Regions from separate parts of the Homo sapiens genome. Here region 1 is linked to region 2. The links are chromatin contacts, found by Hi-C in ENCODE. All regions are on one chromosome and are shown on one strand. The core of a region is the stretch at or near the end of the contact, and the rest is flanking DNA. Distances in the headings are between cores, read along the strand shown. Region 1 overlaps TRAK1 (trafficking kinesin protein 1). Region 2 overlaps ULK4 (unc-51 like kinase 4).

Evidence for each region. A loop is a pair of places that touch in the nucleus more often than their neighbours do. Pooled maps may share reads with other maps.
Region 1: a loop to region 2 is called in a map of K562, with 3 times the contacts of the local background. The contact joins two enhancer-like sites. A Hi-C loop is called at or near these places in 2 of 168 maps with a recorded cell type or tissue (K562 and endothelial cell of umbilical vein), 7 of 37 single-sample maps with no recorded cell type and 2 of 50 pooled maps.

Annotation. Positions count from the first base shown.
Region 1 is chr3:42,115,159-42,119,223 of GRCh38, reverse strand. The region is part of intron 1 of TRAK1 (trafficking kinesin protein 1); the gene reads right to left. Among named protein-coding and RNA genes, the nearest start is that of TRAK1, 26 kb to the right of the region's middle. RefSeq lists an enhancer at 23-112. Within about 2 kb of position 1,408, at least 19 of the 41 ENCODE cell types and tissues checked have a DNase peak (open chromatin) inside an H3K27ac peak, as active enhancers do.
Region 2 is chr3:41,689,930-41,693,934 of GRCh38, reverse strand. The region is part of intron 27 of ULK4 (unc-51 like kinase 4); the gene reads left to right. Among named protein-coding and RNA genes, the nearest start is that of ULK4, 270 kb to the left of the region's middle. Within about 2 kb of position 2,599, at least 2 of the 41 ENCODE cell types and tissues checked have a DNase peak (open chromatin) inside an H3K27ac peak, as active enhancers do.

The DNA of each region.
Region 1 (4,065 bases), core at 159-2,658, 430 kb before region 2:
CTCAGTACATAAATGACTTCACTACGATGTTAGAAGTGTATTCTCTGTGGCTCTTCCCTACTAATTGTGAGCCCCTCAAGAGAAAAGGCTTTGAATTATCCACCTTACCTTCAGCCCAGCCCTTACTACTTTGCCAGGCAACAGTAAGTGTGAGAAGAGTGATGGAACAAGGGAAGGAGAGAGCAGCAGCCGGTGGCAGGACTAGTCTGTGAATCCCCTGCCTGTCCAGGACAGACACATGCCCAGCCTGCAACATGAGGCAGGTGGAGCCATCTAGTGTCAAGGTCTTTTCAAACCCACCTCAGTATCACCCTAGGTCTTTATCCAGCATAGAGGAAAGTCCCATGGGATGGTAAATGTCCCCTCAATTGCTCAGCAGATGTCAATCCAATACCTACCATTCTTATGACATCACTTTGAAAGTAAAATAACCTAAAAGGACTCTTTACCTCTTCAGAGGTATAACCCTTCCTAGGTTTTTCCCAAGGCGTAAGATTTGGAATGGACCCTCCTACCCAGGATGTGGGCTTCAGTTAGGGCCACCAGGGAGTGAAGAAAGTGTGCTGGAGCCTGCTTGGCACCTGGAAGGTGCAGAGCTGCAGAAGCAGCTGTGTCCATTCTCCACCTGACTGGGGCTAGATCCTCACCTGCAGAGAGCGGCTAGGAGGAGACTCCTCCGTCTAGGGATTTGCACTGATTCTCAGGTGACATGCCAGCTTCACAAAACCTGCCAGGTGCCTGAGGCAATGCTTACATTTTACAGCAAAGGCAATAGCTCTAAATTAGTGTCCAACATTTAACACTCAGAGAACCTCATGTAAATACAGATCTCAGCGGGGCGCAGTGGCTCACACCTATAATCCCAGCACTTTGGGAGGCCGAGGCGGGCAGATCACTTGAGGTCAGGAGTTCAAAACCAGCCTGGCCAACATGGTGAAACTCCGTTTCTACTAAAAATACAAAAAAAAAAAATTAGATGGGCGTGATGGTGGACGCCTATAATCCCAGCTACTTGGGAGGCTGAAGCAGGAAGAACTGCTTGAACCCGGGAGGTGGAGGTTGCAGTGAGCCAAGATCGCAGCACTGCACTCCAGCCTGGGCGACAGAGTGAAACTCCCTCTAAAAACAATAAAAATACAGCACTTTGGGAGGCCAAGGTGGGCGGATCACAAGGTCAGGACATCGAGACCATCTTGGCCAACATGGTGAAACCCCGTCTCTACTAAAAATACAAAAATTATCTGGGCGTGGCAGCACGTGCCTGTAATCCCAGCTACTCGGGAGGCTGAGGCGGGAGAATCGCTTAAACCCAGGAGGCAGAGGTTGGGCAGTGAGCCGAGATCAGGCCACTGCATTCCAGCCTGATGACAGAGCTAGACTCAGTCTCAAAAAAAAAAAAGAAAAGAAGAAATACAGATATGTGGACTCTCAGAAGAAGTCAGCCTATCTAGGATCAAGGGACCTCCTCCTCCACAGAGGAGTTAAATGCTCTGAGTGGTGGCCACCTCCAGAGAGGGAGTGCGATCATTCCAACAGGGTTTCTGGGCCTCGTGCCTGCACGCTGGAGCTTGAGGGCTCTAAGCCCAGGAGAACAGGGACCTGAGTAGCTGCAAGGTGAGCAGAGTGTGCAGAAGAGCTGTCTAGAAGGAAAGTAGCCCTAGACACTCACCCAGTTGGCAGGAGATCTGAGAAAACAGCAAGGGGAGAGGGAAGAATAAAAGACAGGAGAGAGAAAGAGGAAAAACCTAGTGAGAGAAAGCTCAAGCAAAAGCAAAGGAGGAGAGAAGAACAGGAGAGGGAGGAAAGGAATGCCAGAAAGAGGCAATGGCAGGAAACCAGCACCACAACTGCCACCTGCTGGAAGCCGAGAGGCCCTGGGTGCCGGCCAGGAGCACAGTTTCAAGAGTTTGGAGAAAGGACGCCCAGCCTCGGTTCTGCCCCCTCAACTTCGTCCTATCACTCTGGCAAATCACATGTTCATATGCCTGGGACTCAGTTTCTTCCTCTGTAGAACAAAGGTAAGTGGCTGCAGAAAAGCTTTCTTCATACCCTAAATTTCTCTGAGCGGTGAGAGCAAGAGTTGCACATTCTGAGGGCTGTGTCTGGGGGGCAGCCGCCACTCACAGCACTTCCCGGTGACGCCCCCAGTCCTTGACATGCTGACTCCACCCAAGAGACCAGGGATCTGTATTTTTATGAGAGTCCCTGATTTCTAAATGTTGAATACTGAGGGCCAGATTAAACATGCATGCCTCCAGTCTGCACACTGGGACTTCCATCCTGGCGCCACACTCTGGGACTTCAGAGAATGCTACAGACCACATTAAAGGTGACAAAGAACAAGAAAAGGGACCTTCGCTCATCAAATAGTGGCCACCATACAGAGGTCCATCTTTTTTATTTTTTTCCTCCCTGTCCCTCTCCCACTCCATTTCTTTACCCACCAACTTTCCACTTGGCCATCAGAGAGGTGGGTGCAGAGCATGACCCCTGGCTATGCTTGGGGAGGCAGGCGCTCTGGCTAGAGGCAATAACCCTCTCTCATGACACATTACCCATGGCAGTGACTGCAAACCCACAGCAATGTTTTAATGACTTCACAAGACAACACTCCTCACCTACTCAGCCACTTGGAAACCATTCTGTACAGACTTGGAAACAATTCCATTTTCTTAAAATTATAAGGATTAAAGGGCAGGAATAAAGACTCATACATAGGCCACACTGGTGCTGGAGATGTATGTGATACTTTGTAAGTGGTATCTGACAGACAACCTTCTAGAAAATTCCTCTCTATCAAGGGACTATGCAGTTTACAGCTTTAGCTGAACATCTTCAGAGATTCAGTCTTAGTAATTACTTTCCATACCACAAAAGTTGTGATTCCACAAATTACAAAGAGGACATTAGAGCTAAAAACTACTGGCGCAACCTCCTCATTGAATGGAAAAGGACACTGTGTTCAAGCTGAGGAGGTGGCCAAATGTCACAGAGCAAACCAGCAGCAGACTCGAGATGGGTGCTTGGCCTGCGGCAGGTCCCACCATGCAAGAGGCCTCGGGATGTAGCGACAGCACCTCCAGATGCTGATTCGCTTTCCGCTGTTTGCCCAGCACCCGGAACCCTGCCTGGTAACTAGTAAGTGTTCAATAAATGTTTGCTGAACAACGCAAAGCACTTGTATCTATTACTGCCTTTCATTTACTCTCACAAGCCAGCAGGCAGTGCAGGATGAGGATTGGGAACACATTTCATAAATGAGGAGACCCAGATCTAAAAGACAGAAGGGGAAACTGTGGCCCTGCAAGGTTCAGAGACATGGGGGAAGTCTCAAGGCTAAGCAGTGGCAGAAATGGAAGCAAGACCTCCGACTCCACCCTGGCTCACACCCCAGCCACAAAGGGACAAGGGATAGGTCCAAGTCTTCCTTTTCTGCCTCTCTCCCCACTGAGGGACAGCTCACTTGCTGTGAACAGCAAAGGGGATCTCCAGAAGAGAGAAGGACAAGCAGAGAAACCCTCATAGGATGGGAAAGGAAAGACTAACTATGCTTCAGAGACAGGAACGAAAACCAACACTGGGGAGTTCTCTAGAATTCCATGGCCTTAATTACCAACAGAAGAAACGCTTTCTAAGAAAACGGACACAAAATTACACAGTTGAGTTCCACATAGCCTGGTGTCACGTACCGAGTTACCATCTACTCACACATACATGCACCAGCCCCGGTGACACATACCCCCAAAGAAGCAGTCGCACAGAGACAGCCAATCCAGCCGACTCAGCCGTGTTTGGAAACAGGGTGTCCGACGTGAGGCTAAAGGGCAACTGAATGTGGCGCATTCCACTTGGGCATGCCAGTTTGTTGCTCAACAAGAAAGGACAAGAAGGGCAGGGCAAAGGAAAGGGAGGAAGGATCCTGTTACGGAGGCCCCAAAATGTCACAACTAAAAAAAAACAGGCGATAATTACAGTACAGGTTATTAGTGTTAGATTGATTCTAATATTAAAACACAAAGCAAAAATTGTACACAAATTTATTTTAAACGTGAAAGTTAACGTGTA
Region 2 (4,005 bases), core at 1,350-3,849:
ATTAGCTCCCTTCCCCACTCCTAGTGTGGTTATAATATTCGTTTGAAGTACAGTTGATTTGTCTCCATTTGCTTTCAATTTTAGGTTTTCTTTTTCTCCTTCCTCTTTTGTTGCTTCTAATTTTTAAAATATGTAGAGCATGAATGTGCTTCCAAAAGAGTTAAAACTATAGAAAAAGATATATTCAGAGCAGTGTCACTCCCTTCCCTGAAATATATATCCCTCCTACTCCATTGCCATTCCATCATACTCTCATTACTCTTGTAGATAAACAGCTTCATTGTTTTCTGGTTTGTCCTTTTAATATTTCTTTCTGTAGAGTGGGCATGTGTTTTCTTATTTTTCCTTCTTATACTGAATGTAACATACTATATATGTTCTTTTGCATTTTGCCTTTTCATTTAATAATGAGTGTTAGAAATTACTCCATATCAGTTCTTAGAGATTTTTCTCACTCTTTATTAAGACAAGTTTAGTATTCCACCAATGTTTGGCCCACTAGGTAGTTGCTAATATTTGTAATTATAAGCAATAAATAACCTTGTTCATATTTAGTTTCCTATTGTTGTAGGTGTATCTTCAGGGTAAATTGCGATTTACTGGTTTAATCGCTAGAAGAGTGATTTTGGGATCAAAGAGTAAATGCACTTGTACTTCTGTTAGATACTGCCAGAATCCCTTATATAGGCTTTTACCATTTTTCTTTCTCACCAGCAATGCATGAGAATGCTAGTTTCGACACAGTCTTCCCAATAGTGTGTTACCAACCTAATGTGGCCATGGGAATTCCTTAACATTTTTATAGCTGTTTAATATTGTAAAGAAGATTTAAACAAAGCATCATCTTGGGCAACAATAACTTTAAGAACAAGTAAAATAAGGTTTAGTGATGCAAGTGTTATTTATGAATTTCCAATGCATTTACTATTATTTAGCTTAAATGTCCCAGAGCTGTCTTAGCATTCCTAAGTCACAGACATTGATTTCATTTGGGACATACCATTGAGAATCATTAACATGCAGAGAAACTGACATACACAGAAGCTAATGTGCATATGTATTCACACATTTTTAAAAAAATGGGTGGGGGTCCTAGTTTTTGAGCAACGAAATAAAAGTCACCAGACTTAGGAATTTCCATTTTCAAAAAGTTCAGTAGGTCTCTGCTTTCAGAGCACATTGTCAAATGAACTTTAGCACAAGTGAATGTCTTTAAGAAATCAATATTACTAGTATTAATTATTAAAATTCCTTGGATTATTCCATATATTATCCCTACACTAAAATAAATAATGACTGATAGAATTTTATAATAGAGATCACTGGTACAGAGGAGCTTGATTAGGGTGCAATGGTATTTATTTTAATACCATTAAATATATATTATATATGTCATAAAATATGTAGCATATAGTAGTATATATAAATATATAACGTATATGTATAAATTCTGTGGAAGATTCTGGAAGGGCAGAACATTGGTGAGCAAATTATCCAACTCCACAGCAGCAAAAAGGTACTCATTGTCTATTGTCTCAATGATTCAGTCTCTATTTTAATAAGGTGACCCCGTACCAGTGAGCAAAGCCATGCCCACTCAAAGGTTTAGAACATGTTTGCTGTCATATACTGTGTCAGATTGTGTCGTCGTGGTTTTCTCACTATGAATTAGAAGTGATTTAATGGGCCGGCGCGGTGGCTCACGCCTGTAATCCCAGCACTTTGGGAGGCCGAGGCGGGCAGATCACGAGGTCAGGAGATCGAGACGATCCTGGCTAACACGGTGAAACTCCGTCTCTACTAAAAATACAAAAAATTAGCCGGGGGCGGTGGTGGGCGCCTGTAGTCCCAGCCACTTGGGAGGCTGAGGCAGGAGAATGGCGTGAACCCAGGAGGCAGAGCTTGCAGTGAGCTGAGATCGCACTACTGCACTCCAGCCTGGGTGAAAGAGCGAGACTCAGTCTCAAAAAAAAAAAAAAAAAAAAAAAAAAGAAGTGATTTGATGAAGATAATTTTTAGGGCTTTGTCCTTTTTTGTTGTTGTTCTTTATTGTCTTGCTGCATTGTTGCTGTTTGGTGTTGGGTTGTCATTAAAGCGTACAATTTTAATTTGATTTCTCAAAATGCAGATTGAGGTTCATCATGTATCAGACTGCACTCTCCAAACATCCTGTAACATGATTAATCAATAAGTGTAGTATTAACTCATTCTTTGTGTTGGTGTGTTAACGGGTTTGAAATTTCTCAGGTCCTAAGACAATTTAGCCACTACTTTAGATAAAAATCAATGGATGTTAAAGGAAATAAATAAATAGATAATACTGTTTAAAATGGATATTTGGAAGAGAGAATTTCCCATCTTTGGGGGAGGTATTGTTAGTGGTGGCAAATCCGTATGGGTCTGCCACAGTTTCAGTTCTTGCCTCCTCAGAAGAAAGAATTTGACTCGGGGGCATAGGCAGACTCAAGGCAAGTTTTAGAGCAGGAGTGAAAGTTTATTTAAAAGTTTTATAGCAGGAACAAAAGGAAGTAAAGTACAGTTGGAAGAGGGCCAAGTGGGCAACTTGAGAGACTCAAGTTTGTGGTTTGACCTTGGACTTGGGGCTTTATATGTTGGCATGCTTCCAGGGTCTGCATCTCTTTCCCCCTGATGCTTCCCTTGGGGTGGGTTGTTCGTATGTGCAGGGGCCTCCAGAACTTGGCAGGGGCTGCATGTGCACTGTGTTTACTGGAGTTATACACATGCTCACTTGAGGCAGTTCTTCCTTTACCACTAGAATGTTCCTAGAAGGTCATATACCAAACTCTGCCATTTTGCCTCTTAGTGCACATGTTGAGCCCAGTCACCTAACTCCTTAGATCTTACGAGGAAGCTTCTGATCACCAGTTTCAGGTGTTTCTATCTAGGGAGACTGCCTTTCCCTAGCACTGACTGTGACCAATAATTTTAGAGAGACAGTTAACAACCGCCTATCACCTGATGTTGCCTGATGTTCCTGGTTGGGGTGGGGTGCCCTCTCCTGCCCTGCTCATGTCTGCCTGACTACCTGCTATAACATTATGAGCTTGGATTATGAGGGAAGTACCCCCCTTTTGCATATAGGTGCTCTGTCCTGGAAAGGTGGTCTGGTTGAAGACAGAAAAGCAGTTACCTGGAAACATATGCCTGGCCTTTCTATAACTATGAGGCCATGGATGGTCTGTATTGAGCTTCTCTTTCTTTTGTAGGTAGGACTGGGGAGTGGCGTAGAACCCTGGATGAAGAAAGGGGATGGGGGTAGCAGAGTAGCTAAAATTTGTCTGCATAAGAAATAAAAATGTATTGGTTGGTGGGAGAGCTAAGAAAAGAGGAAAGGAGGCAGAAACAAAGAGGAGGGCTGCCTAGAAGCCAAAAAGTTAGGCAGCAGAATAGGAGCCCAGAGCTTGTGAAGGAAGAAGGCCTGTGAGAAAAGTTTTTTTTTTCTTTTTTAAAAATTATTATTATTTTTTAATTTTATTATTATTATACTTTAGGGTACATGTGCACAATGTGCAGGTTAGTTACATATGTATACATGTGCCATGCTGGTGTGCTGCACCCATTAACTCGTCATTTAGCATTAGGTATATCTCCTAAAGCTATCCCTCCCCACTCCCCCTACCCCACAACAGTCCCCGGAGTGTGATGTTCCCCTTCCTGTGTCCATGTGTTCTCATTGTTCAGTTCCCACCTATGAGTGAGAATATGCGGTGTTTGGTTTTTTGTTCTTGCGATAGTTTACTGAGAATGATGATTTCCAATTTCATCCATGTCCCTACAAAGGACATGAACTCATCATTTTTTATGGCTGCATAGTATTCCATGGTGTATATGTGCCACATTTTCTTAATCCAGTCTATCATTGTTGGACATTTGGGTTGGTTCCAAGTCTTTGCTATTGTGAATAGTGCCGCAGTAAACATACGTGTGCATGTGTCTTTATAGCAGCATGATTTATAATCCTTTGGGTATATACCCAGTAATGGG